Regions from separate parts of the Homo sapiens genome. Here region 1 is linked to region 2. A link is a loop called in an ENCODE intact Hi-C map of the cell type or tissue named here. Cell type or tissue: B cell. All regions are shown on one strand. Links, peaks and the distances in the headings refer to the core of each region. The heading gives the core; the rest is flanking DNA. Region 1 holds the start of LOC105373928 (a long non-coding RNA gene). Region 2 holds the start of PDE6D (phosphodiesterase 6D).

Evidence for each region. Hi-C counts contacts between places; a loop is a spot of excess contacts. Peaks named below come from ENCODE experiments on the same cell type or tissue, not always from the same donor. Only the 100,000 strongest peaks of a DNase experiment are listed, where the experiment ranks them.
Region 1: it touches region 2 in a loop (13-fold over the local background); 44 of 110 quality-filtered maps call a loop at or near these places.

Annotation. Positions count from the first base shown.
Region 1 is chr2:231,605,668-231,620,358 of GRCh38, reverse strand. LOC105373928 (a long non-coding RNA gene) reads right to left here and starts at 8,593. Exons shown (of 2, transcript XR_923987.2): 1 at 7,474-8,593; 2 at 6,774-7,387. RefSeq lists enhancers at 5,311-5,390, 5,327-5,621, 5,342-5,987, 5,988-6,634, 7,001-7,050 and 4 more and silencers at 5,791-6,170, 12,915-13,115. In B cell, for the core only: CTCF peaks have their summits at 6,113, 7,450 and 7,652 (motif pointing left); DNase peaks (open chromatin) are centred at 5,548, 6,428, 7,618, 8,368 and 2 weaker places; H3K4me3 peaks cover 2,767 bases; H3K27ac peaks cover 3,177 bases.
Region 2 is chr2:231,772,617-231,787,307 of GRCh38, reverse strand. PDE6D (phosphodiesterase 6D) reads left to right here and starts at 6,026. Exons shown (of 5, transcript NM_002601.4): 1 at 6,026-6,243. The coding sequence starts at 6,194. It overlaps COPS7B (COP9 signalosome subunit 7B), which reads right to left and starts at 863. Exons shown (of 7, transcript NM_022730.4): 1 at 770-863. RefSeq lists silencers at 606-865, 956-1,135, 1,146-1,225, 6,440-6,489, 6,613-6,836 and enhancers at 6,000-6,229, 6,780-6,859. In B cell, for the core only: no CTCF peak of the experiment used is centred there; DNase peaks (open chromatin) are centred at 5,827 and 6,897; H3K4me3 peaks cover 2,504 bases; H3K27ac peaks cover 2,097 bases.

The DNA of each region.
Region 1 (14,691 bases), core at 2,423-10,422, 170 kb after region 2:
AGGAATGACAGGTCCCAGCTGGTCTTTGGAATGTAGGAGGCAATGGGCAGAGAAGGAAGGGCAGTCCAGGAGGAGGGCAACAAGCAGGAGGGTGTGATGTGGCAGGAGGTCAGACCCAAAGGAATCAGCATGAGGAGGACTCTTGAATTGCAGGTGGTCCAGCCCCTACAGACTCAATGCTCTGTTCACGGATTGTACATAGATACTGTCCACATGATAAATTCCTCTTAGAATCAGGAGCCAGTTTCCCTCTTTATTTTTTATTTTTGTAGACATGGAGGTCTCATGATGTTGCCCAGGCTGGTGTCAAACTCCTGGCCTCAAGCAATCCTCCCACCTTGGCCTCCCAAAGTGTTGGGATTACAGGCGAGAGCCACTATGGCTGTCTGGGTTCAATCTTTGAAAACATTTTCTTTTTTCAAATAGTAAAAGTATGCTGTGGTTTCTTTTTCACCTTGACTGTTGGGAGGCTCCTGAAGTGCTGGCTTCCTTATGTTTTTTGGTATCGTCTAACAGCCCCACAGAGGACTTTTTACCTAATAGGCTCTATATTGGTTCTCTGTTGCTACATAAGAATGTCACCACAAAGGTAGAGGGTTAAAACAATACGCACTTAGCTTGGTGCGGGTGCACACACCTATAGTCCCAGAGACTTAGGAGGTTGAAGCAGGAGGAACACTTGAGTCCAGGAATTCACAGCCAGACTGGGCAACATAGTAAGACCCCATCTCTACAAAAATGAAACAAACTAACAAAAACACATATTTATTATCTCACAAATTTCTTTTTTCTTTTCTGTCTTTCTTTCTTTTTTTTCTTTTTTGAGACAGAGTCTCGCTCTGTCGCCCAGGCTGGAGTGCAGGGAGGTGATCTCGGCTCACTGCAAGCTCCACCTCCCGGGTTCACACCGTTCTCCTGCCTCAGCCTCCCGAGTAGCTGGGACTACAGGCACCCGCCACCACGCCCGGCTAATTTTTTGTATTTTTAGTAGAGATGGGGTTTCACTGTGTTAGCCAGGATGGTCTCAATCTCCTGACCTCGTGATCCACCCACCTCGGCCTCCCAAAGTGCTGGGATTACAGGCGTGAGCCAACTCGCCTGGCCTTTTTTTTTTTTTTTTTTTGGAGACAGAGTCTTGCTCTGTCGCCCAGGTTGGAGTGCTGTGGCGAGATCTTGGCTCACTGCAACCTCTGCCTTCCAGGTTCCAGGTTCAAGCGATCCTCCTGCCTCAGCCTCCTGAGTAGCTGGGATTATAGGCGTGTGCCACCACACCTGGCTAATTTTTGTATTTTTAGTAGAGACGGGGTTTTACCATGTTGGTCAGGCACGTCTCGAACTCCTGACCTTGTGATCCACCTGCCTCAGCCTCCCCAAGTGCTGGGATTACAGGTGTGAGCCACCATGCCCGGCCTCACAATTTTCTTTTTCTTTTCTTTTCTTTTTTTTTTTTTTTTTTTTTTTTGAGACGGAGTCTCTCTGTCACCCAGGCTGGAGTGCAATGGTGCCATCTCGGCTCACTGCAACCTCCCCCTCCCGGGTTCAAGTGATTCTCCCACCTCAGCCTCCCAAGTAGGTGGGATTACAGGTACCTGCCATCATGCCCAGCTAATTTTTGTATTTTTGTAGAGATGAGGTTTCACCATGTTGGCCAGGCTGGTCTTGAACTCCTGACCTCAGGTGATCCGCCTGCCTCGGCCTCCCAAAGTGCTGGGATTATAGGCGTGAGCCACCGCACCCAGTCTATCTCACAATTTTCTTACAGGAGTCTGAGCATGGCTCAACTGGGTCCTCTCCAAGCCTGTGATCAAGGTGCAGGCCAGGGCTAGGGTCTCATCTGTGGCTTCACTGGGGAAGGATCTTCTTCCAAGCTCGTGTACTTGTTTGCAGAATTCAGCTACGAGCAGGTTGTTGGACTGAGGGCATCAGTTTCTTGCTCGTAAGCCAACAAGGAAGGAGGCATCCTAGCAAAACTGTCATTACAATTTCATATAACGTACACATAGTCACATCCATCCTGTCACCTTTGCCATATTCTGTTAGTTAGAAGCAAGTCACAGGCCCCACCCACACCCAATGGGGGGCGTCTCAGAAGGGCATGGAGACCAGAGGGATCATGAGCCCACCTTCATGTCGGTCAGCCACGGGTCCTCATCAGATATTAGCTGCTGGTCAATTGAAATGCTCCCTTTGGCAACTGAAGGTATCATTGTTACATGGATGTACTTGTTGTCTCCCCAAGAAGATGGTGAAGTGAGCTCTCTTCCTGCTAAGAATGTTCCCCCGAGCCTCTGCTACAGCACTGGGCACAGGCAAGTGGGTCAATAAATATGAAATGAAGAAATATTATAGGATGCACATTACTGCTGGAAGGACTTGGAGTTTTCTTCCATCAGGGTAATGATCTGACTGGCATACATTTCTCAGTTGACAGCTGTGATTTAAAAAACCCATAAAACAACTGTAACAGCCACAAAGTGGGAACTGCAGCAGACATCGCCGTTACGAATGTGACTCTTCCCAAGAAAAATGTCTCCTAAACCCCAGCACCTATTGTTTTCCTCCTACTCTACAGACGAGCTATGTATATGAACACCACTTCCTGAGTATGCCTGTGCAACACTTTACTAGCACAGTATAGGAGCACAGGCTCTGTGCCAGGCTGCCGCGGTCAACTCCCAGCTGAGCCTCTGCCTGTGTGACCTTGGACAGGTCGCTTCACTTCTTGTGCCTGTTTTCTCATCTCTAAAATGGAAGTGATAATGGTGCCCACCTCCCAGAGTGGTTATGTGGGTTAAATGAATTAACATATGTGAACAGCCTGGCAAGTAGCAAATACTAACTGTTTGCTATCACTATTGGAAGTTTAATTCCATTTTTAGAATGCGTCAAGATCAAAGCATTTCTCTTTGTTTCTGCTTTCCCGAACTCTGCCTTTAAAGGGAGGAGAAAACATTCTGACTAGAAGGAAAGTTCTGGAAAGTGTATGTTTGAGTAGGTGGGAGGTGATGAAGAGGAATAATGCTTCAGGCCAGGACTTAAGATTACACTTGTAATCCTAGCACTTTGGGAGGCCGAGGCTGGAAGATCATTCGAGCTCAGGAGTGAGACCAGCCTGGGCAACATAGTGAGACCCATCTCTATTAAAAATCCAAAAAATTAGCTGGGTGTGTTGGCACGCATCTGTAGTTCCAGCTACTAGGGAGCCTGAGGCAGGAGGATGACTTGAGCCCAGGAAGTTGAGGCTGCAGGGAGCCGTGATTGCACCACTGCACTCCAGCCTGGACAACAGAGTGCAATCTTGTCTCCAAAACAAAAATAGAATATTCTCAGCCTGAGCAAGGACATGGAGATTGAAGGGTGAGCAGTCGATATGACAGCTGAGGATGAAGGAACAGCAAATAGGATTTAGTGGTGCAATCACCTCATCTCTGAGTGACAGAACTTTTGATGTTTGCCCCCTTATGGGAGTCACAACTGGGATCAAGCACCTGCCAACGGGCTCTTTTTCTCTCCTGCTGCCCCAAGGCCGGCCCTGGTCAGGGAGGACAGGTAGAAACCATCTGACACCACTTGAATTGGCACCATTACTATTGGCACCACCGGAATTGACTAGATCTTAAACATGACTTACTCCTCTGTGCAAGGTGAGGGAAGAAGAAAGGAGATGCCAGAGTGCTATCATTTTGGGAACTGGATGGCATCCTGCTCACCCCAATATTTTTAGGTGAGTCTAAGGAGGGCCTGCTTGTCTGATCGGTCTAGTCAATATCAGTTAGCATACTAGGTGAGGAGTTGTGCACCTTGAAGGCCTCTGTTGCTATGGCGTTGAGGGGACTGATGGAGGAGGGAAGCAGGTATCTCGGTTAAAGTTCCCCTTATGGCAGGGCTGGGCCCCAGCCAGGGGCTGTGCCTCTGCTCCTGGAATCTCCCACCAATTCTACAAGGGCAAAGGGCATCTGAGTTATCCTGTGAGCAGCAGGGAACCCAGGTGTGGGATCAAGGCTTTATTTTTTTTAATTCCTTTAATTAATTAATTTTTTTTTTAGAGGGAGTTTCGCTCTTGTTGCCCAGGTTGGAGTGCAATGGCGCGATCTCGGCTCACTGCAACCTCTGCCTCCAGGGTTCAAGCGATTCTCCTGCCAAGTAGCTGGGATTACAAGCATGTGCCACCACACCCGGCTAATTTTGTATTTTTAGTAGAAACGGGGTTTCTCCATGTTGGTCAGGCTAGTCTTGAACTCCCAACCTCAGGTGATCTGCCCGCCTCGGCCTCCCAAAGTGCTGGGATTACAGGCGTGAGCCACCGCGCCTGGCCCTATTTTATTTATTTAGAGACGGAGTCTCGCACTGTCACCCAGGGTGGAGTGCAATGGCACGATCTCGGCTCACTGTAACCTCTGCCTCCCGGGTTCACGCGATTCTCCTGCCTCAGCCTCCCGAGTAGCTGGGATTACAGGCGCACACCACCACACCCGGCTAATTTTTTGCATTTTTAGTAAAGACGGGGTTTCACTATGTTGGCCAGACTGGTCTCCAACTCCTGACCTCGTGGTCCGCCCGTCTCGGCCTCCCAAAGTACTGGGATTACAGGCGTGAGCCACCGCGCCCGGCCAGGACCAAGACATTCTCATCCTGGGATGGTTGGGGATGGGGACTGGTGTGCTGCCTCTGAGAGCAAAAAAGAGGGTCGAGAGGGGAGGCGGCCGAGACACAGGGACACCTTAAAGAGCAGGCAAAGCTGATCAAGAGGACACCTGGAGGAAGGGCCCTTCCAGAGCAGCCTGCCCGTTCCCTCATGACTGGTTAGGCCAGGGAGCTGGCGCTCAAAGCTGCCGACGGGGCATTCCCTCTCACTTGGCACAGCAAGACAGCTCTGGGTCTCTGACCCTTTGCGGATCCGGGTGTCCCTCCTGCTTCGTCCTCCTCCCACCCGCACCTCCAGATCTTTCCCCACCTGAAGGCATGGCTGCCTTCTGCCGGGCTGTAGGAAGGGCGCCACCTGGGATTCCAAAAACCCCACAGAGGCAGGCACCTTTCCCCAGCCTGAAGCACCCCATGCGTATCTGGCTTCTCCTGCAGGGCAAACAGCGTTTCTTACACTTTTCCCGCCAGCATAGCCAGGCAATAGCTGGGAGGCCCCCAGGCGCGCAAAGTCGCAGCGCGCGGAGACACAAACTGAACTCAACCCGGCGCGGGCAGGATCGGTGGCGGACGCGCAGTTCCCACGGGCACGGGGGATCTGAGAGGGTCCTGGGGCTCTTGAGCTTGACCTCACTCTCAAATAATCCCCCCACAACTCCCTCACCCCGCCCTGCTCCTTTCTCCAAGGCCTCTCTTCGGTTTATCTCCACTTCCTTACTGACAGCGGGAAGGGGGTTAAGGGAGCACGTAGTCGTCCCCCAGCCGTGTCGCTTTCCGCCCCCGGTTGAGCCCACTTTCCCGTGGAGGGGGGAGGTGTTTCCGCCCGGGAGCTGCTGCGCGCGGTGATCACACGGAGGTCTCCCGGGCGCGCCGGGCCACGTGCGTGCGCGCGCGCGCGCGGGTTCCCCCTCCTTGGTGGACCAGGCCTCCCAGGGCCCCTACTGCCCCATCTGCCCCTTGGTGAAAACGTGAAGCCTTTTGCAACTGCGAAGCAGAGGAGACCTCTGTCCTTTCCAACGTACAGCCCCAGGGAAGGACTCAGGGCGCGGGCAGCGCCTTCGCGAGATGCCGAAGCGCGCGGGCCCGGTGACCGTCAACTTTGCGCACAAATGTGGGGCTGGGAGGACGCAGGTCCTGGAGGCGGGGACAGTGGACAGAGCAGCGCGTCTGGAGAGAGGGCTAGGATCCCTGAAACAGGACTCGGGGGCAGCCGGGGCAGGGGAGGCTGGGGGCGGGGAGGCGGCTCGCCAGTGCTCCAATTGAGCCCTGGAAAATCCCAGGCGCGCAGGGAGAGGCGGGCCGCTTCGCGGGCAGGCCGGGGACGGCGGGAACAAAGGCGGCCCGAGGCCGGATGCAGTCATGGAAAAACCCATCGGGGCGCCTGGGTGGGGGCGGCGCGCTCCCGGCAGACTCGCCGCCCTAGCAGGCCGGCCCGGGCGGGGCTGCTCTCGGCCCCCGCCCCGGAGCGCGCCTCGCGGAGCAGAAAAAATCCCTGGCGGGGAGGGGGCGCTGGTCTCCGGGACTGGGAACCAGAAGCTCCCACGTTCCAGATGCCGCGCACCGCGTGCTGTCGGCCGCGAGGGGCGAGCGGCCCGGGCTGGTACCCGCGGAGCACACCCGGGGCTGCACACGGCCACCTGGTTGACTAGGGGAGGCCGGCATCTCGGGGGCGCGCACAGAGCCAGGCGCGGACGCCTGTGCCGAGTTGCGTCTGGCCGCCACCGGCTCCTGCACACACATGATCACTTGCACGCACGTGCGCCCACACACGCGAGCTGCCTACAGCTCTCAGGGCAGAGGGAAGGAAACGGTTGGACAGAGGGGGCCGAAATAGATGTTCGTTAGGGCGGGTCCCTGGGGCTAGATACAGAACCTCAAGCTGGGGGCGGGGGGCCTTTGAAGAAGCTACGGTTAGGCCCGCCCCCCATTTTACAGGTGCAGGGACTGGGCCTCCCCGGCGGACGTGCCCAGGTCCCGCCCCAGGGTTAGAATTTCCCTCCGGTGAAGGACGCTGCCGGCCCAGATCCTGGTGCTGTAAACCTGGCTGGAGCCGGGGAGGCAGCACGACGGGTTTTTTCTATAGAAAAGGAAAGTGTTGGCTCAGGTTGGACCCAGTGACTCGAGGCCTTTTCCAGTTCTGACTTTTTATGAAGAAGGAACTGGGCCCAGAGGCCATAAAAGGAGTTGGTAGGAGCTGAGAGAAAACCTTGGTGCCTGTTTTGGCCTCAACCACAGGCTCTTCCTGGTTCAAATGTCCCATTGTTTATTCGTGCTGCTGCCTACCGTGGGGTGTCGAGGAGCAAAGCCTGACCCCGCGGGGTCCCTGGGGTGGGGAAGGGATGTCAAGCAGGACAGGGCTGCAGAGGGGGCTCCCGGCTCTGCCCAGATGGGGAGGGTGTGGGATGGGTGGCTGATGGGGGTCCCTGGAAAACAATGAAGCAGGTGCCCAGGCTTCCAGAAAGTTCAGGTTGGAGAAGGGGCAGCTGGAATTGTTGCTGGAACACAGTGGGGGAATAGGTTGTGGTGTTGGCCACGACTCAGAACATAGGATCAACGGGGGGCGGGGGGGGAGACCCCGCTAGGCAACAGGGCCAAATGAGCTAGCATTTGCTTGTGGTCCCATTAGGAACTGACCTTGGAAGCAAATGACGCAGCGCTGCCTGTCCCTAGCCTCTTGATCTTACCCAACATCTTTGGGCCTCAAATTCCTCATCTGTAAAATGGGAGCAGGCACTCCTCCACAGGGCTGGTTTGGGAATTGAAAATGGGTATATGTAGGTTTCCGTCCCCCCTTCCCTTCTCCCTCCCAGTGGGGCAGGGACGAACTCCCACCTCCACTCAGCATCTCCCGCGTTTTTGCCACTTTTCAAAGTCTCTGGTGCCTGCTCCCCGGGACTCCTTCCAAGGCCTGGTTTCTCGCGAGCAGGTTGTTGGGGGGGTGGTGGGGGGTAGGTTCAGTAAGAGGAAGGCTGGGGGAGCGGCGCCCCCTGGTGGCCAGTTGCAGGAGAGCCTGGACGGGCCCTGGGGACAAGTCCAGGCTAACCTGGTTAGTGCCGGATGGCGTCTGGCACGTGAGAACCTCCCAGGGGCTGACCATGGGGCTCCACTCAGGGAGGCTTCCCTTCTGACTCACTTTCCCCGTTGAGTAAGCAGAGAGAATGCTGGTTCCCCACAGCAGCGTTTCCTCTGCCTTCTCATGGCCCAGCTTCTTTGGCCTCAACAAAGAAGGAACTGTTGAGGCCAAAGTTCCTGCCCAGGAGGAATGAAGGAACCTGTTATTTATACTGTGCCTTGCAGTTTCCAAAGCCCTTCGACGCACATTACTTGTCCTGAGGTGCGCTGCGGCGCTAGACGGAGAGAGGATCCTGGTTCAGACCAGGGCTCCAGCCCCAGGGGTTAGTTGGGATTCTGCCTCCTCCAGCTGTGTAACCAGGGTGACCTTCAAAACATTGACTAACCAGTAGGACAGGCATCGGCCAATCAGAACAGACCCTGCCACAAACACTAGGTTTAGCCAAATGCCTGTGTCCTGGCCGAAGAGTCTGGAATAACCCCCACCGCACAGGGCCTCAATTTCTCCATCTGCAGTATGGGATAGTGCCGGTACTAGCTCCACCTCATAGGGCTTTAGATAAGTTCATGCACGGAAGGGATTTGCAAACCAGGGACTGGCCCACAGATAACATCCCAGGAAGCACCAGCTTTGTTACTTGTCCTGCCTCCTCTCTGCCAGAGGTGAGTCACAGACTTAGTGACTCAGGGTGGCTGCCACTTTTGAGGGAGTCTCCCCAACTGAGTCCTCTGTGTGCAGCTGAGCTCACCTCCTGCTCCCTCAGGACCTCCTTCTTGGGAGCAGCCTCACCTATCCTGAGGCATCCATAAACCCCTGTGGCTGAAAGTTTTCTCTCTGACTCTGGTCCTGATCCTCCCCATGCCTCAGACCTCCCCTCTCTGCTGTCCCCTGAAGCCCCCCTCTCCACCCCACCCCAGCCAGACACTTCCCACAGCACGTCTCTCCCAGAGCCTGCCTGCCCTCAGCCCACCTCCTAGCCTAGAAGCCCAGAGCCATCCTGCCCCAGCCTCTCTCTGCCCCAGGGCAGCTGCTTCCCCCTCTCTGAGCTCCAAGGCACCTCTCAATGTCTTGCCCCTATTACACCAACCTCCCATCTGCCCGCAGCCTCTGGCCATGCCCCTGTCCTTGTCTCTGGTGCACCCGCTGGATTTATCTCCCTAAAACACAGGCTGCAGTACTCCCCGTCTCAAAAGCCTTCAGTGCCCCCTCCTGGCCTTCCCAATCCAGCCCGCACTTTATTCGTCATCACAGTTACCATTTACTGAGCGCTCCCCACCTTTCTCCTGTACCAAGCGTTTTATATGTGTTATCTCATTTAATCTTCCTGCCCCCCCAACAGCTGGCACATCTATTATTATCCCCACTTTGTAGAGGCTCAGAGAGTTAAGTATGATAACTTGCCCAAGGTCACTCAGCTAGGGGGAGGCAGAGCCAGAATTCAGCCTCACACCACCTAACTCCCCAGTCTTGTTTGGCCATCTGAGGGGCTGCTCTCTGAGAGAGCTTTCTCCTGCCTTTTTTTTTTTTTTTTTTTGAGACTGAGTCTTGCCCTGTCTCCCAGGCTGGAGTGCAGTGGTGCAATTTCAGCTCACTGCAAGCTCCGCCTCCCGGGTTCAATCAATTCTTCTGCTTCAGCCTCCCCAGTAGCTGGGATTACAGGTGCCTGCCACCATGCCCAGCTAATTTTTGTATTTTAGTAGAGACTGGGTTTCACCATGTTGGCCAGGCTGGTCTCCAACTCCTGACCTCAGGTGATCCACCCGCTTCGGCCTCCCAAAGTGTTGGGATTACAGGCGTGAGCCACTGCAACTGGTGTCTCCTGCCTTTCTGGGAATTTCTACCTCCTCATTTTGCTGGCCCCTGGGGCTGGCTGCTTCAGACCACTGGCCCTCCACCCTCACACTTGCCTCCTCCTTCCCAGCCTTGTCTTAGCCTGGAATGTACCTTCTCTTACCTCCAATCAAAATCTTCTTCCATCCCAGCTGGGCTTAAGGGCTGCCTCTCTTTTAACCCCTGCCCACTTCCTGCTGTCTGTTACGGGTTTTTCGGAGGCCCTTGAGTTATTCTGCCCTCTAGAAGTGCTTCTTAAACTTTACCATTCATTAGGATTTCTTGGGGATCTTGTTAAATGGCAGATTCTGATTTAGTAGGCCTGGGTGGGGCCTAGGATTCTCCATTTCCTACAAGCTCCCAGCTGGTGCGGATACTGGTCTGAGGACCACACTTTGAGAAGCAAAACCAGAAGATCAGGCCTAGCAAGGTGGGTCACGCCTGTAATCTCAGCGCTTTGGGAGGCTGAGGTGGGCAGATCACTTGAGGTCAGGAGTTCCAGACCAGCCTGGCCAACATGGTGAAGGCCTGTCTCTACTAAACATACAAAAAACTTAGCCCAGCATGGTGGCGGGCACCTGTAGCCCCAGCTACTCGGGAGGCTGAGGCAGGAGAATCACTTGAACTCGGGACGAAGAGGTTGTAGTGAGCCGAGGTTGTGCTACTGCACTCAAGCCTGGACAACATTCTGTGTAAAAACAAAACAAAACAAAACAAACCCAGAAGATCATAGCTAAAACAGAAGCATCAACTCATCAAATGTTCATTGAATACCTACTCAGAGCAAGGCAGTTGGGGATCCAAACAAGTCCAAGTGCTGGACTCCAGCTCCTAAACAGCAGACAGGATATTGCACAAATGCAGGTTAAAGCTAATGTTCAGCCACGTGCAGTGGTGCGTACCTGTAGTCCCAGCTACTCGGGAGGCTGAGGTGGGAGAATCATCTGAACCCAGGAGTTTGAGTCCAGCCTGGGCAACATGAGACCCAATCTCTAAAAACATCCCCAAAACAAAAAAAAACTAATGGGAAAAAAAACAAAACAAAACCCAAAACCTTACACCCATTCCATAGAACACTTCCAGAAATACTTCCAGAAATGCTCATGTGCCGAACAGCAGGTATTTCATGTGATGAATTCATTTTCTGTCTGACCGCCAGTGATGGCTTGAAACAGGTAAAGATTCCATGCTGGGCGCGGTGGCTCACACCTGTAATCCCAGCACTTTGGGAGGCCGAGGCGGGTGGATCACCTGAGGTTGAGAGTTTGAGACCAGCCTGACCAACATGGAGAAAACCCATCTCTACTAAAAATACAAATTAGCCGGGCATGGTGGCGTATGCCTGTAATCCCAGCTACTCGGGAGGCTGAGGCAGGAGAATCGCTTGAATCAGGAGGCGGAGGTTGCAGTGAGCTGAGGTTGTGCCATTGCACTCCAGCCTGGGCAACAAGTACGAAACTCTGTCTCAAAAAGAAAAAAAAAAAAAAAGATTCCATGACTGCCCTGCTTAGAACCATCTGACGCTCCCACCTCACTGACAATAAAAGCTAGATTCTTCTAGATTCTTCCTCAAGGCCCTGCATCCTCTGGTCCTGCTTCTTTTTTTCTTTTTTTCTTTTTTTTGAGACAGTCTCACTGTGTCACCCAGGGGCATGATCTCGGACCACTCTAACTTCTGCCTTCCAGGTTCAAGTGATTCTCATGACTCAGCCTCCCAAGTAGCTGGGACTACAGGCACACGCCACCATGCCTGGCTAAATTTTTTTTTTGTATTTTTAGTAGAGATGAGGTTTCACCATGTTGGCCAGGCTAGTCTCAAACTCCTGACCTCAAGTGATCTGCCCTCCTTGGCTTCCCAAAGTGCTGGGATTACAAGCATGAGGCAACCTCCCCGGCCCTCTGGTCCTACATCTCACCTCATCTCCCGTCATCAGCTTCACTTTTGTTCCCTTGAATCCAACACCTCAATTTCCTTCCCATCCAAGAGCCTTTGAACTTGCCTGGTTAATGTTCATCTTTCAACTTATCGAGGAACTGGCCTCTGATTCAGACGTGGCTCCTCAGAGAGACCCTTCTTGACCCAGAGGAAGTTTGTTCTAAAGCAGGTGCCCCCAGCCACAATCAGATTCTCTGTTGTATCATTCTGTGGTATGATGTTTAACGTCATCACATTAAATTTTTGGTTGCTTTTTGCCTGCTCATCTGCAGGCCTGAGCTCCATGAGGGCAGGGGTGTCTGCTTCATTTTGCTTTACCGTCAGCACCCAGAACAGCATCTGGTGCATAGTAGGCCTTCAGTGAGGATCTGCTGAATGGATGACTGTTACAGGGCATTTGAAGAGGTGGGAGGCGCCCACAGGTGCCCCAGGTAGGAGAGACGTGGCTTCGTGGAGGCAGGTCAGCTTTCCTAGAAAGCCAGCTCTGAGAGGGAGACTGCCAGGCAGGAGGTTCATCAGGGAGTGCTCCTGGGGTCAGCATCTCCGGGGGAAGGCACAGGAGGGGCAGAGGGAGAACTTGGAAGGCCCTGCTGACCCCAAGGGGAGCTCTGGAGCAGGGATGGTCTTGTATTACTCTTTATTATTATTATTATTATTATTTTTTAATTTGAGACAGTGTCTCACTCTGTCACCCAGGCTGGAGTGCAGTGGCACAGTCTCGGCTCACTACAACCTCTGCCTCCTGGGTTCAAGCAATTCTCCTGCCTCAGCCTCCCAAGTAGCTGGGATTACAGGCACACACCACCACGCCCAGCTAATTTTTGTATTTTTAGTAGAGATGGGGTTTCACCATGTTGGCCAGGCTGGTCTCAAACTCCTGACCTCAGGTGACCCACCCGCCTCGGCCTCCCAAAGTGCTGGGATTACAGGCGTGAGCCACTGCGCCCGGTGGGTCTTGTATTATTGTCCTGAGTTGAGGCAAGAGGGCTGGATCTTTCCACCTGCCTTGTCACTCATCAGGATGCCACTGCTCGCCAGTCATTGAGTGAACCCAAGAAAGGGAGATGTGGGCTTTTGAGAGGCATTTCTTCCAGTTGAGGCCATCTCTGGAGGGATCTGACAGCGGAGGGCCATATTGTCTGAGGCCAGCAGCCCTGCAGTTCTGTGGGGCATCGGGCATCCCAGCAAGCTGCCCCCCACGTGGCACTCAGACTGGAGGGCAGGATTCAGACAAGCTGGAAGAGAGCATAGGGCATGCAGGGACCCCAGCAGAGACTGGAAGGGGAGTGGACATGGCCTGACTCCAGGGTGGGGACAAACCCAGGTGGGCCAAGGCAGAAGTTCCCTCCTCTGGCTCTCCGAGGGCAGAGTGAGACAAATCATGGGCATGATGTGGACTCTAGGAGGCCACAAACATGCCCTTGACTTTTGTTCTTATATATTGTTTTAATGTTGATCAGTGTCAGATTCTCATCTGTCAGCTGGTACATTTCACCTTAGGTAGACAGCCCTGCTACATTTTCTTCAAGAGCAAGTGTTCTTCAGCTGAAAATAGGCAGGCAAACTTCCAGTGCTGGCAGGATTGAGCATTTCTGGAAGCGTTTCTGGAAGTGTTCTGTGGTCTTGGTCTTTGATGGGAAAGTACTGGGCAGCGTCCCCTAATATCTAGTGGACCTCTCTGAAGACGCCCTGGACGTCCAGCCTGTGTGGAGTGGGCGGGTCAGAGAAATCCCAGGAACTGGCCAGCAGATGGACCTTGAGCAAGGGAAGAGGTGCACGGTGCCCAGGAAAGAGCCTGGCTTGGTGTCCTGGACTTGCCATCCTGGCCAGCTTCATGAGCATATGACCTGTGCAGTCACATGGGTCCCATCCTTAGTTTGATGGTCTTCTGACATTGTCTTGAAATCCTTCATAATTTTTTTTTTTTTTTTGAGACAGAGTCTCACTCTGTCGCCCAGGCTGGAGTGCAGTAGCATGATGTTGGCTCACTGCAACCTCTGCGTCTAGGGTTAAAGCGATTCTCCTGCCTCAGCCTTCCAAGTAGCTGGTATTACAGGCATGCACCACCATGCTTGGCTAATTTTTGTATTTTTAGTAGAGACTGGATTTCACCATGTTGGCCAGGCTAGTCTCGAACTCCTGACCTCAGGTGATCCACCCACCCCGGCCTCCCAAAGTGCTGGGATTACAGGCATAAGCCACCATGCCCAGCCTCTTCATAATTTTTTTTTTCTTTTCTTTTTTTGACAGAGTCTCCTTCTGTCGCCCAAGCTGGAGTGCAGTGGCACAATCTCAACTCACTGCAACTTCTGCCACCTGGGTTCAAGCAATTCTCCCTGCCTCAGCCTCCCAAGTAGCTGGGATTACAGGCACCAGCCACCATGCCCGGCTAATTTTTGTATTTTTAGTAGAGACAGGGTTTCGACACATTGGCCAGGCTGGTCTTGAACGCCAGGACTCAAGTGATCTGCCTGCCTCGGCCTCCCAAAGTGCTGGGATTACAGATGTGAGCCATTGTGCCTGGCCTCTTCATAATTTCTTAACAAAGGGTCTCAAATTTTCAATTTGCACTGGGCTCCACAAATTACGTAGCTGGGCCTGCTCAGCAGCTCTGGTTCCTGGGCCCAGGACTGTTTTCTGAGGGATTGTCTGGGAGAGACTGGGGAACCTAGGTGGGACGTGGGCTCGGGTGCATCCTTGGACAAGTCCTGTAGTCCCTGCGCATCAATGTCCTTGTGCATGAAACAGGGATCATGGTGCCTGCTCCACCCAGACAGGAGAGGACATAGATCTGAGGCTTTTCCCAACTGCAGTAGGCGCCCTGGTGGTGGAGAGTCTGCAGATCTGGCAGTGGAGAGTCCCTGCCCTGGAAGCCAGGCTGGAGCTGCTTTTTCAGAGATGCCAGATGCCTCTCGCACTCAGACCCCCTGGTCAGGCTGTCAGAAGGCAGTCACTGACTGTTGAGGAGAGACGCTGCTATTCACAGGGATGGGCAGATGCCTCCCTGGGCCAGACGGACAAAGCATGCCCAGGCTCCTGGGTAGTCAGTTGGTTTGGATGTCAGTGCTTGGCCTGTTGGGCTGGGGGAGGTGGTGGCTCCCTGGAGACAGATCGTGAAGGGCCTGGATGTCACCCTGTAGTGACAGAGTGCTACTGGGGGAGGAGCCTGGGAGAAGCCTGGGTTGGTGGCATCACTGGGTCTGAGACCCAG
Region 2 (14,691 bases), core at 2,238-10,237:
GCACACAGATTAGTTGCCCTTTCACAGTATTAGAGAAACAAGTATGTCGCCTCACTTAGGGTTACCTAAGAAGGTCCGGCCAGACACAGGAAAAACAATGAAGTGCTGGGGAACAACGAGTTTGAGGACGGAAGGGAAAGGGAAAAGAGAAGGGGAGAGGATACGAGGAAGAAGGAAAGGAGTAGGGAAGAAAGGAGGGTCGGTGACGGTAAAGAGGGAAGGAGCGAAAAGGCCCTTCCAAGAGGACCCGTGTGAAGAGACAGATGGGGATCTCTGCAAAGAGTCCCAATGTTAGGAGGTGGGGGTGGAGAGGGGGTAGGGAAATGGAGAGAAACTTCTGTCCCTTCAAAAAATCTCGGCTTAAGGAGCAAAGCCTGTGGGCGCAGAGAATGTAAAGAGACGGAGACAGTCGCTTTCTTCTGGAGTGGGAGGGCCAGAGGCTAGGCACAGAGCGGAGATAAATTCCCGTCAGGGGAGGGCGCTATTTGGATGGACTGGAGAGGGGCAAACGAGCAGCCTTTGGGGATGGGAGAGCGAAAGCAGCCACAGCACTGAAGCTGAGGGTCGCAAGCTGCAGCAGACCTCACGGTGGGCGGTATGCTCCAAGCAGGGCCGCAGGCGTGGAGTGAGGAGCCGCGGGACGCGCTCCCCAAGGCGGGGGCGGGGCGGGCACGGCCGCGGGCTTCCTTGGCGGCGGGCTCTAAGCCGGATCGTCTGGCCGAGCCTGGAGCGCCGGCCCCGCTCGGCCCACCCTCTCGCTAGCTCCTACCTGTCCACGCCACCTCTCGGTCCTCTTAGTCGCTGGCTCGGCCTCCCGGCGCCTGCCCGCAGGTTGTCAAGCGTCCATGATCACCCCGGCGTCCGGCGCTTTTCTGTCTCCGCCGACCCGTCGCCCGTGCAGCTCCCCCGGAAGCCTCCCACCGCTGCACTCGCGTTCCGCCCACACAAGGTTCCACCCGCCGCGTTTACAGCCTTCGACCTCCGGTGGGGAAGTGGGAGCGAGGGGGCGGGGAAGAGTCTGCAGCCCGGGAACCAGGCGGGGAGGGGGTGGCTAGGGGCCCAAGGAGAGGAATGCGGCCTAGACGGTACTGCAGCCCAACCGTCGCCATCGCCATCCCGGGCCCCAAATCCTCCCCTTAGGCTGTGCTTTCTCTCTCAGGAGCTCCCCATGGCTACTGCGCTACCCCTGGGCACCGAGATACATTAAGCCTACTAACTACCACTTATTGAGCGTTTTACCATGTGCCAGGTGCTGTACATGCATTATCTCGTTGAATTCTCATAACTGTGGCTTGTATTATTGTTCCCATTTTTCAGGTGAGTTAACTAAGTCCAAAAGTCAGAAAGTGACAAAGCTTGCTATCTTTGTCAAACCCAGGCTATCTGAGGCCGAAGACGATGTTCTTGACCTCTATTCAGAAAATGTTTTAAAATAAGCAAGAGATGGGTTAAGCCAACAATGGTTCTATGACCAAAATGTCATTGATAGAGTTGCATCTGGTGCTTACCAACTCCCCTGGGAAGATGGCTAAGAAATGCCACATAATTGAACACTTAAACTGATTCCTGTATACACCACAGTCTTTCAGGTCTTGAAAATGAGAGAGAAAAACAGCCCTATTTGCCTATCGTGCGTTAGAATGCAGAAATGAGACAGGACAAATGCAAAGGAGCCTAGCATCAACCAACTCATTCATTTATTCAAAAACATTTCTTTAGCACCTATTATGTCCTGAAAAGTTATATGAAGATAAAACAAAGCTCTTACCCTCAAAAGCTCCAATGTGTTAAATGCTATGGGGAAGATATGACAACACTTTGGAAGCACAGAAGAGGTTGGGGAAGAAAAAAACAGACAAAAAGGGGAAAAAAGGGGGGTAGTGCCCATTGTCACAGAGGCTCGCACTGTGCAGCATATACTGATGTCAAAAAGAAACCCAGAGTGGTTTGACCCCAGGGTTTTCAAGAGTGAGAAATGAGGGGTACAGAGCTGGAGTCAGGTCATCAAAGGTCTTGGAATCCACATGCCAGGTACTGGGGAATTACTTAGGCTTTTTAAGCTAAGGAGAGGTATGAATAATTGCCTTGTTAGAGTGATCATGCTAGGTGCTATAGGAGTGGATTGGATGTGGAGAGAATTGGAGGCAGGGAAAACCTCCGGTGAGGTGACCGATTTATTCTAGATAAGAGATTGTGTTGCCGGGCGCGGTGGCTCACGCCTGTAATCCCAGCACTTTGGGAGGCCAAGGTGGGCAGATCACCTGAGGTCAGGAGTTCGAGACCGGCCTGGGCCACATGGCAAAACTCTGTCTCTACTAAAAATACAAAAATTAGCTGGGCATGGTGATGCACTACTAATCTCAGCTACTCTGGAGGCTGAGGCATGAGAATCGCTTGAACCCAGGAGGTGGAGGTTGCAGTGAGCCGAAATTGCGCCACTGCATTCCAGCCTGGGCAACAGACTGAGACTGCATCTCAAAAATACAAACAAAAACAAAGGTAGTGGCAATTGGGGATGAAAAAGAAGGGACACTGTTGGAGACATTTAGACTATAGAATCTATAAGACTTGGTGACCAGTTGAATATAAGGAGAGGGAGGGAGCATAACACCCAGGATTCTGCGCTGGGAGGCCAGAGCTGTCTAGAGCTAGTGTTAAGTGAACAGGGCTATGGAAGAGGAGGGACAAATATGAGAGTGAGAGGAAGACAAGTGAGTTTAGTGTGACTTCATAGAAATTCCAGCAATGCCTCTACTTCCTCTAGAACAATGTCCAGACTCCATGGCTGCAATTTGGATTTAGTATTTTGGTTTTTTTTTCCCTTAAGAGACAGAGTCTTACTCTGTCACCGCGGCTGGAGTGCAGTGGCACTATCATAGCTCACCTCAGCCTTGAACTTCTGGGCTCAAGGGATCCTACCACCTCCACCTCCCAAGTAGCTAGGACTAGAGGTGCGTGCCACCACACCCGGCAAATTTATTCCTTTTTTTTTTTTTAAAGATGGGGTCTCACTATGTTGCTCAAGCTGGTCTTCCCTGATCTCAAGTGATCCTCCCACCTTGGCTCCCAGAGTGCTGAGATTACAGGCGTGAGCCACCACGCCCAGGCAGTGGCTGCACTGAAAGCCCTTCAAAGTGTGCCTCCCTCCTAACTCCAGCTTTGTCGCACCCCACCCCCTCCCCCTTCTCAGTCCAAACTCCCATGCCCGGCACAACTTACACCCTCCCTCTCAGACACCACACCTATGCTCAAGCTTGCTCTTTTTTGGAATGCTCTTCTATCAGCCTGTAAAAAACCTGCCAACTCTAAAAGCAAAGATTTCTGAAATCCAATGCAAAAAACACTAACCATAATAAAAAGCACGGAACTATTGCACTGTGTTAAAATTAAGAATTTCTGCTTGTCAGATGCAGTGGAGTACACCTATAGTCTTACTATAGCTACTTGCGAGGCAGAGGCAGGAGGATCACTTGATCCCAGGAGTTCGAGGTTGCAGTGGGCAATGCTGGTGCCTGTGAATAGCCACTGCATTCCAGCCTGGGCAACACAGCAGAGACCCCATCCCTCAAAAATATAATTTGTTTCAAAAGACACCAGTAAGAGAGTGAAAAGACAAGCCATGCCTTGGAAAAGATATCTGCAAAGCATATATCAAAGAACTCCATATCCAGACTGTAAAGAACTACAAATCAATAAGAAGACAGCCCAATTTTTAAAAGTTGGGAAAAGAACAGGCACTTCACGAAAGAGGACGTTCAACTAGCCAACAAGCACATTGAAAGGTGCTCAACATCAGGAAAAATGCAAATAAATACCTTAATGAGATACCACATTCAGCCAGAACGGCTACAATTAAGAAGACTGACAACAAAACTCTTGTGTTGACAAGGATAAGAGGCACCTAGAACTCTCTCATATTGCTGGCAAAGGCGTAAATTGGTACAATCATTTTGAAAAACTGGCAATGTCTACTATCACTGATCATGTGCATACCCTCCCTACACACTAGCAATTCCTCTCCTAGAAATGTGTGCAAGTGTCTACAAAAAGAAACATGTAAGAATGCTCACTACGGCTTTGCTAATAATAGTCCAAAAAATAACAACCCAAATGCCCGCCAACAGTGGAAAAGATAAATTGTGGTATAAACATACAACAGAATACTATTCAGCAATTAAAAGGCTACACACAACATGGATGAATTTCACAAAAATACTGATAAAGTAAAAAAGCCAGACACATACTGTACATACTGTATTATTATATTTAACTGGAATTCAAGAACAGAGAAAACTGATCTATGGTGATACAGTCAGAAGAGTGATTATCTCAATATGTAAGGATGTAATACTGATTGGGAGGGAGCACTAAGTGTGCTAGAAATGTTCTATATCTTGATTTGGGTAGTGGCGACAGGGGTGTATACCTATGTGAAAATTGTTCCCATACTGTATGTTACACCTCATTAACAAAAAAAAAACTTTTTTAACATGGAAAAAAAATTCAAGTTCAAATGCCACCTTGTCCATTAAAGTTTTGCCAGCTGCAATGAACCTTTTCATCAGGGCCTCCTTAGCATTCTGATGTCATTTCTTTATGCCATTTTATCACACTCCATCTTGAATCTCAGTGGAGTCTCCTTATTTCCCTAAATATATGTTCATCTTCCTGGTGGCAGTGACCATGTCCTTCACCTTTTACCCACTCAGTGCCTGACAAATAACAGGCTGAAAAGATATTTGTTGAATTACATGGAAGAAAAAATTGGGTGAGTTCCCAGATGGGTGAAAGTGGGGACAGGCAGAGGAAGGAAGGCCAAGAGAAGGACAGAGGAGGTTTCCAAGGAAACCGTGGCTCACACTGTAATTTTACCTACTTCCTGAAATCACATTAAATGTCACCTTGAGTGGCAAAAAACAAAACACCAAATCCTACCTAGGCTGAAAATAAATAAATATCACACTCCCTCACTCGCAAGAAATCCACCAAATAAATGCTACCTAATTCTGGGTGTTTCAACAGTGGATAGGAAAACCGTTCAAGGAGAATAATTCACATTGCCATGCTGCTAAAAATATCACCTCCTTAGTGTGGTGCAAAGAGTCCAGACTGCAAGTCAGCCGACTTAGGGCTGAATTCTAACTCTGCCCGAACTTGCTGTGATCTGTGGCCAATCCCTTCGCCTCTCTGGGCCTCAATTTCCTCATACGTAACAACAGGGGATAGATTAGCAAAGTCCCTTTATGTTTTGATATTCTGAGTATACAATCCATAGCTCTCCCGGTGCAAACCAGGAATACAGCAAAAAACCCTGAAATACATGTAAAAGGCGCCTCAGACCAACAAACAAGCACGATTTGAAGAAGTCATTTTGTTCTCTTTCACGGTTTAATCAGTGTTTTTGTTTGTTGTTTGCAGCCTTACCATGATTTGCAGATGTCTGAGTTCCATGTAAACAGAAGTTAACTCTCTGCGGGCTGTCATCTTCTTTTGAGGGTGAGAAGGGTCTTCCCGTTGGGTTTCAAGTCTCGGGATTCCGAAACGACCAACTCAGCGGGCGGGTTTGTGAATTTGCGCACACTGCGCGGCACACTGGAGTCTAAGTTACAGAGGAACCGAGTGCAGGGGATGCTGGGATTTGTAGTCCCCGGGCCTCTTTGTGGTGCGCTGGGATCTGTGGTCCCCCGAGTGCGCCGCTGGAATGCTGGGAAATGTAGTCTCTGTCGCGTCGCACAGTGCAACTCAGCTGCCGTCTCAGACGGCTAGTGTGCTCAGTGGCTGGAGCAGGTCCCTAAAGCCTCTGCAGATCCGAAGCCAACCCTCCGCTGGGACAAACTCTAGGCAACAACACCAGATGAATATTGTGTCCTATGGGACTTCCCGGGGAGGGCCCTTCCCATTGACGTTAACAGTCCCCCTGCGAAGCCGCTGCGCGCTCCTACTGGCTGGTTGAGATGCCAATCGCCAAGGCTGGCTTTCCATTGGTTCCAGGAGGGCACTGCGAGGCTAGGGGGAAGGAGAAGGGATCAGAAGCGGGAGCTGAGGGGAGAGAGAGGCCGGTCCTGGTCTGGCCGCTGCGGCTGCTAGCCCGAGGTCTCCAAGCCGGGCTGCGGCTCCATCCTCGGCTCCTGGGCACCGTCTGCGAGGCTCCGCCGACCAGAGTGAGAAAGCCGCGGGCGGCGACCGCCGCATCATGTCAGCCAAGGACGAGCGGGCCAGGGAGATCCTGAGGGGCTTCAAACTGTATCCGTCCGGGAGCGGGGCGGGGCCGGGAGGACTTGGGAGGCGGCCGCTCACTGAGGAGACTGGCCGGGGGCGGGGGCCGCGCCAGGTGGGCCCCACAGAAGAAGGGCCGCGGGAGGGGAGAGGAAAGGAACAGCGTGCCGAGCACCCGGCGGGACCCGGCGCGAGAGGCGCCCCAAGGGGCGTCCTGAGGGAGGAAGGGGACGTTGACGGGAGCGCCGGGGGGTGGCGGGTGGAGACGGGGGAGCCTGGGGGACGGGGCTGCGAGAGGTGCCGGGCGTCGGAAACGCTGTCGGAGAAGCCGGCTGGGTTCCGATCCCCGGCCGGGACCCAGAGGCCGGGATGGGGCTGCGGCCCGCGGAGAAGGGCTGAGGGGGCGCGGTGGGCTGATCTCGAAGCCTAGAAGCCTCTTTGGCTATAAGCCTACCCGGGGAGCGGGGAACAGTGACTTGGAGCGGGCGACCTTGTGTGGGACAAATACCAGTGCTTTTAAAACTCTCTCAGGTCCCCCACCGCACCGCACCGCACCCCACCCCCGTCTGGTTTCCACAACTTCTCTTCCAAACTTGTGGCTTCTTCCAGGACTGGAGTAGTTGGGGGAGGTGGGGAAAGAGAAGTCCAAGATCGACCTCGTCTTAACACTCTTGGCCTTCTCAGGCATTGGTCACTGCTTCCCCCTCAGCGCCTCAGTTTTCTTTCCAGCAAGATGAGGACCATAGGCTTAGGTGTGGGGTGCCTCGCGCTGGGACTCCTAGCCGAGGTGTCTTTGCTCGCTCCTGTCGGTGCGGTTATGCCTAGCTGTGGTGGAGCTGTCCAGCAATGGTGTGATGTCGCTGGGGCCACGGTAGGATAGAGTGGGGTAGAGAAATCATTGCCTCGGGCCTGTTGTGGTGCCCCTTTTGCATCCTCTCCGTAAGGAAGCTTTGTGTTTTCGTGGAGTGTGTTAGTCTGTCACCATATGATGCAGATGAAAAAATGCAAACTTGGATATTCAAATTTTCCATTCTCCTGCCAACTTTAATCTCTTCATGCATCCTATCTGTAATCTATAGTACGAACGTTCTTAAATTGCTCCCTCAGTGAAAAGGTAGTCACCACTTCAGGGCTCCTCCCTTGGAGGTTTAGTAAAGCACTGTTTTCTTGGTATTCTGTTGCGTTTTCACAATGTCCATGTCACGCTTGCAAATTTAATTGCTTTGCTATAATCAGAAACCAAGTTGGTAATACATTTTAGACCACAGTGCAAAAAGGAAGTTTTGGATGTACAAGTGAGATTTTTCGAATGGAAATTGATCTATGCTTTTTAAAAAAACTAAAGGCTGTATCACCTTTGCATACTACCATCTGTGATAAACTTTCAGTACTTTCATGTTTTGGTTTAGTAGCAGCCTCTTTTATAGCTCCATGTGCCTTTCTGTGTTTCTCTCCATAATGGATCAAATAGGTATATAGGGATGACTGAAGTGCTGGAAAAGCTATGACATGGATTTTATTTTTCCCTCAAATAATTTATACTATTAACATCTAACAATGTAATAATATTGCTACTTAACATGCTTTGTAGACAGTAAACCGGAAACTGGAGAATTGAGAGATTTCAGAAGCAACGTTTTCATCTGATTGGAAATACCGTATTGCTGAAAAGAAGAAAGGCCTTTTTAATGGCTTTTGAACAAAGCAGAAAAGTTTGAGCTTCTCACCTTCAGTCTTAGCTCTTGAACCTGTTGAGAAAGAGGATAAGAGACAAATACGGAAAAGAGTTTCAGAAAGCAGAATCTGTGTCAGCCCACTGGAAGGAAAAGCGAATCAACCGATTCAGTGATGTTAGTGCATCCAGAAACAGGCTTTTGGGAAAAGCTTGACCTGAGCTGATTAAATCCTGAAGCACAAGGGAAGCAGCCACATCAAAAAGTTAGCATGAGAGCAGTGGCGTGCTCATCCTCTGGTAGCCTTTACTGGGCATTTGTGGAGTAAGAGAGAAAAGAAAAGCAGGAATGTTAAGATATGCTACTACCTTCAGGAAAAAGTAAAATTAATGTTTTAGTAAGAAACTGACTATTGTCCACCTTTTATTGGGTAAATAGATTTTCTGAACTTTCTTTCAGAGTATCTGTTTCTGTAAGAATAGTTTATCACTGCAAAAAGAGCACCATTATGTTCTCCCACCAGCAGTGTTGATAGTACTCAGTTTTCCACGTTGACTAGGTCAGTCTTTTTTATTTGCCAGTTTGGATAACAAATGATACATTGTTTTAATTGGTATTCTTCTGGATCCCTAGATCCATGAAAAGGTAATGTAGCATAGTGGTTAAGAGCTATACTGGACTATGTCTCTATACTGCCTGCATTGGAATTCCAGCCCTGCGCTCCTAGTTGTGTGTCCCTGAGCAACTGCTTTAACCTCACCTCAATTTTCTTATCTGTAAGATGGGGAAAATAATAGTACCTATCTCATGGGGCTGTAAGAGTAAATGAGTTGATATCTAAAGCATTTAGAAAAGCACCTGATCCACAGTGAGCATTATGCTTTAGCCAGTGTTATTCTTGTTATTATTAGAGAAGTTGCACATCTCTTCTATTTGGCCATTTCTTTTTCTTCTGTAAATTGTTTGTTAATTTTGTTTTTGCCCATTTTACTATTGTTTATTTTTCTTATTTGTAGATGTTCTTTACATATTGTAATATCAATCCTTTGCCTATTATGTATTTTGCAAATATTTTCTTTCAATGTATTGTCTCCTTTTTTGTTGAACAGAATTTTTAAATTGTCATTTCAAATTTATTTTATTTCATTTGTTTGAGACGGAGTCTTGGTCTGTTGCCCAAGTTGGAATGCAGTGGCGCAATCTTGGCTCACTGCAACCTCCGCCTCCCAGGTTCAAGCAATTCTCCTGCCTCAGCCTCCTGAGTAGCTGGGATTACAGGTGCATGCCACCATGCCCAGCTAATTTTTGTATTTTTAATAGAGATGGGGTTTCACCATGTTGGCCAAGCTGTTCTCAAACACCTGACCTCATGATCTGCCTGCCTCTGCCTCCCAAAGTGCTGGGATTACAGGCATGAGCCACCGTGCCTGGCCTCAAATTTATTAATATTTGCCATCTGGCTTTTGCATTTTGTATCTTGTTTAAAAAGATCTTTCTTATCCCAAGATTAACTAAATATCCTATCTTTTCTTCTCTTTTCAATGTTTAGCTCTTTAATCCACCTGGAACGTATTTACACATTTGGTATGTGGTAGACATCTAAGTACTTCTGCTGTTTGGATAGCCAATAGTTCCAGTACTATTTACTAAGTAGTTAGTCCATCTTTTCCTCACTGTTTTGAAATGCCATCCTTGTCATATACTAAATTTTCATAAGACATAGGTTTTTTTTTGGATTATTTCTGTTTCATTGATCTATTTGTCTCTTCTTGTACCTATACACATTTGATTGAATTATTATAGCTTTATAATATGATTTAGTATAGTTTACAATAGAATGGTCTGTGACTAACATAATATGTGTGTTTAAGGTCCCTACAAATATGTGCCCCTTTTGTTCACATGGAAGCTTGCCCATATGCCCATAGTAGATAGAAACATGAGGACTTGGCTGGGCATGGTGACTCACACCTGTAATCCCAGCACTTTGGGAGGCCTAGGTGGGAGGATTGCTCAAGGCCAGGAGTTCAAGACCAACCTGGCCAACATAGCGAGACCCCCAACTCTAAAAAAAAAAAATTTAAAGATACTGCATAAAAGTGAATACTGTATGCATAAATTAGGCATGGTCTGAGTGAATTCAGTAGAAGCTTTGTATTTGCCATCAGTTGTTTCAAAAACAAAATCTTATAAGATTTTATTCTTGTATCACCTTCACCCCATCTCACCCTACCTCTTTCAGAGTATCTGTTTTTGTGAGAAGAGTTTATCACTACAAAAAGAGCACCATTATGATCTCCTGCCAACAGTGTTGATAGTACTCAGTTTTCCACGTTGACTAGGTCAATCTTTTTTATTTTTGCCAGTTTGGACAACACATTGTTTCGATTTGTATTTTCCTGGATCCCTAGATCCATACAAGGTAATATAGCATAGTGGTTAAGAGCTATACTGGACTGTGGCGCTATACTACCTCTCAAGAAATGCAAGGCTCTCATACACATTAAGAACCTTGCATTTCTTTCTTGTTTGTTAAAAGCATAACATTTCCTAATTGTAAATTAATGTTATGAATGAAATGTTACTTGGGGAACAATATGATTCTCCTGCAAATATTTTGGATTTGATTATTTTAAGCAGCTGACATAGAGATTGATGTTTGTAAATCCCACGTTTCCCATTTCGTTCCTTCAACAAAGGTCTGTTGGGTGACTATTATGTATAGGGCACTCTACACTTGAAGGATACAAAAATGAATAACTTACAGTCCCTTCTTTCCAGAAGCTTAACCAGCTTTATGTCTGTTTAGAAGGAATATCTTCAAAAGCAATGCATTTTTTAAAATTCTATTTAATTTTCCTATTACAAACGCCAGCCACCTAGAGTGACCTTTGTAAATATTATTTAATATAGCCTTCTAATGTAGCTAATGTTTAATGTGTTTTTTATAAAAATGGAATTGTAAATATCACTTTGTAACTTACTTTGTTCACTTAATAATAGATTTACCATGTTTATGATTTCCAAAGATAGTTACTTTCAGTTGCTTTCACTGACAGATTTGTCACAGTACTCTTTTTTTTTTTTTTTTTTTTTTGAGACGGAGTCTTGCTCTTGTCACCCCGGCTGGAGTGCAGTGATGTGATCTCAACTCACTGCAACCTCTACCTCCGGAGTTCAAGCGATTCTCCTGCCTCAGCCTCCCAAGTAGCTGGGATTACAGGCACCTGCCACCACGCCCGGCTAATTTTTGTATTTTTAGTAGAGAGGGGGTTTCGCCATGTTGGCCAGGCTGGTCTCGAACTCCTGACCTCAGGCCTCCCAAAGTGCTGGGATTACAGGCGTGAGCCACTGCACCTAGCATTTGTCACAGTACTCTTATACTAGCTTTCTAGTATAGTCTGTATCTACTGTTTTGCCTATTTGAATAGCTTTTTCATCAACATAAAAATATAACTTTATTAAATTAACAAGAAACTGACAGACTTCCATAAGAATGAATTATGCTTTTATGATTTCATTATCTTTAATCCATCTGAATTTTCTTTGGTATAAGATACAGAGTAGTAATGTAGCTTTTTTTTAATATTGGCTTATTGTCTCCATTTATTTATTTAATTCATTTATACGTCAGATATTATAATATCCAGAATATAAATGGCTGCCTACAAATCAATAGGATAAGCATTTAACTCAAAGTGGACAAAGGATATGAACAAGCAGTTCCTAGAAGAAAAAGCAGATGACCAATGAATAAATGAGGACATGCTCAACCTTGTTAAAATAATAGACTATCTTCCGGGTGCAGGGGCTCATGCCTGTAATCCCAGCACTTTGGGAGGCCAAGGTGGGTGGATTGCTTGAGCCTAGAAGTTTGAGACCAGCCTAGGCAACATGGCAAGACCCCGCCTCTACAAAAAAAAAAAAAAAACACACACAAAAATTAGCCAGGTGTGGTGGTGCATGCTTGTGGTCCCAGCTACTGGGAGGCTGAGGTGAGGGGATCACCTGAGCCTGGGAGGTGGAGGTCGCAGTGAGCCAAGACTGTGCCCCACTGCATTCCAACCAGGGTAACAGAGTGAGACCCTGTCAATAATAATAATAATGGACTATCTCTTCCCAATTAATTGACACAGATTTAAAAGATTGATAATATATATGTATATCCTGAAAGTGGCACTGTACGAAAATAAAATTAAAAATTAGGCCAGGCACAGTGGTTCACGCCTGTAATCCCAACACTTTGGGAGACCAAGGTGGGCAGATCACTTGAGGCCAAGAGTTTGAGACCAGCCTGCCCAACATAGCAAAACTCCCTCTCTATTAAAAATACAAAAAATTAGCCAAACTTGGTGGCACACGCCTGTAATCCCAGCTGCTCAAGAGGCAGAGGCAGGACAATTGCTTGAACCCAGGAGGCAGAGGTTGCAGTGAGCTGAGATCACACCACTGCACTCCAGCCTGGGCTACAGAGTGAGACTCTGTCTCAAAAAAAATAAAAATAAAAATTTATTAAAAAAAAAAAAGATGCCAGGCACAGTGGCTCATGCCTGTAATGCCAGCACTTTGGGAGGCCAAGGTGGGCGGATTACTTGAGGTCAGGGATTCGAGGCCAGCCTGGCCAACATGGTGAAACCCCGTCTCTACTAAAAATACAAAAATTAGCTGGGCATGGTGTGGACAGCTGTAATCCCAGCTATTATTAGGGTGCCTGAGGCAGAAGAATCACTTGAACCTGGGAGGCCAAGGTTGCAATGAGCCGAGATTGCACCACTGCACTCCAGCCTGGGTGACAGAGAGAGACTCAGTCTCAAAAAAAAAAAAAGATAATATTCAGTGTTCACAACATTGAGGGAAAGGGGCACTCTCATTTGGTTTATGTGTGTGTGTGTAGTGTCTGTAGAAAGTAATTGGTATCTATCAAATGTTTACACATTACTGCAGTAGAGTATATAGCACAGTGGTTGAGAGTATGGGCTCACTTCCAAGGTTTAGACTTACTGCCTCTGCTATTGTGACTCTCAACAGAACACTCAGACTCTGAGCCTCAGCATCTGTATCTCATATTATCAGAGGGTTGTTTTGAGAATTAAATGAAACTGCATAAAAGATGTTTGGTTCAGGGCCTGGCATATAGTAATATCTGCTGCCATTCATTTTATTAATAATTACTAATAATAATGACAGGCCAGGTATAGTGGTTCATGCCTGTAATCCCAGCTCTTTGGGAGGCCGAGGTGGGTGGATCACCTGAGTTTGGGCATTCAAGACCAGCCTGGCCAACATGGTGAAATCCCGTCTCTACTAAAAATACAAAATTAGTCAGGCGTAGTGGTGTGCACCTGTAATCCCAGCTACTCGGGAGGCTGAGGCAGGAGAATTGCTTGAACCCAGGAGGTGGAGGTTGCAGTGAGCCGAGATCACGCCAGTGCACTCCAGCCTGGGTAACAGAGTGAGACTCCATCTCAATAATAATAATAATAATAATGACAATAGTGTTAATATGATTGTAAAGCTACTTATTTCTCTGAGATATAACTAATGCCTTCATTCTAGTTATATTTTCTTACTGAAAAACTATCGTATTTCCATTTTGCCTCTGAATAAATGATTCAATAAGCATTGATATATACCTCATGTTTATCTTGTCTAGAAAATGAATCTCATTCTAATTTATGGCAGGTTAGCAAAAAGAGTTTGGGCTCAGAAGGTTTCTGAAAGCATCTTTCACTTGTTTTCTTACATTTCTTCTCCCATAGTTTGGTCCTGGAATCCCTGTATCTTCTTTCTCATAGTACCTTAATCCTTGACTTTGCTTCCAATCAAAAAACAGTTGGCTTTACATCTTCTATTTACTCACTTAGAATAAAGAATAAGAATAGTAGACATATTAAGAAAAGTCGACTGTAGAACTTCTCTTGAAAGTCAGTATTCCCTGGTACAGTTGCCTTGGCCAAATGTTAAAAATGAATTTGAGGTTTATTATTTCCCATAATATAGGTTTTGTCTGACAACCCAAAGTCTTGGAAAGCAACCAGACATACCACTCATAAAGCCCAGTTTCATGTAGATTGTGATTGGTAGCTTGTTTCCTCATGCATGGACTCTTGAGAGTTTGTATTGTTATCCTGAATGGATTAAATGAATATAATGTCCTATTGATTATCTTAGGATTCTTTTTTTCTTTTCTGCGACAGGGTCTCATTGTCATCCAGGCTGGTGCTATCATAGCTTACTGCAGCCTTGACCTCCCAGGCTCAGATGATCCTCTGCCTCACCCTCCTGAGTGCCTGGGTGCACAGGTGTGCACCACTATACCCAGCTAATTTTCGTATTTTTTCTTTGTAGAGAAACGGTTTCACTATGTTGCCCAGGCTGGTCTTGAACTTCTGGGCTCAAGTGATTTGCCCACCTTGGCTTCCCAAAGTGCTAGGATTACAGACGTGAGCCACCACGCCCGGCCTTACTTAGGATTCTTAAACAGGCATTCCTGCTTTTGTTTTTTGGAAGGAATTTAGTGTATAATTAGATATTTATAGTCTTCTACTGACTTTCTAAGTTTCTTGCCAGGGTTGTGTATATGGTTTATAATGAAACATTACAGTAACTTCTGGAGAAATGGGACAGAACACGGTAAAACTGTCATGGAGAATTCCAGTTGTATCACCACTACATTTGATAAAGGACTAGCAATGGTTCTGAGGCTTGGAAGCTCTAGGTTCTTACTAGGGTTGACCTCAGTTTTGCCTCCCAGGCCTCACTTGTCAGCATTCTGCATCCACAAATCCTCGTGTTATGAGAG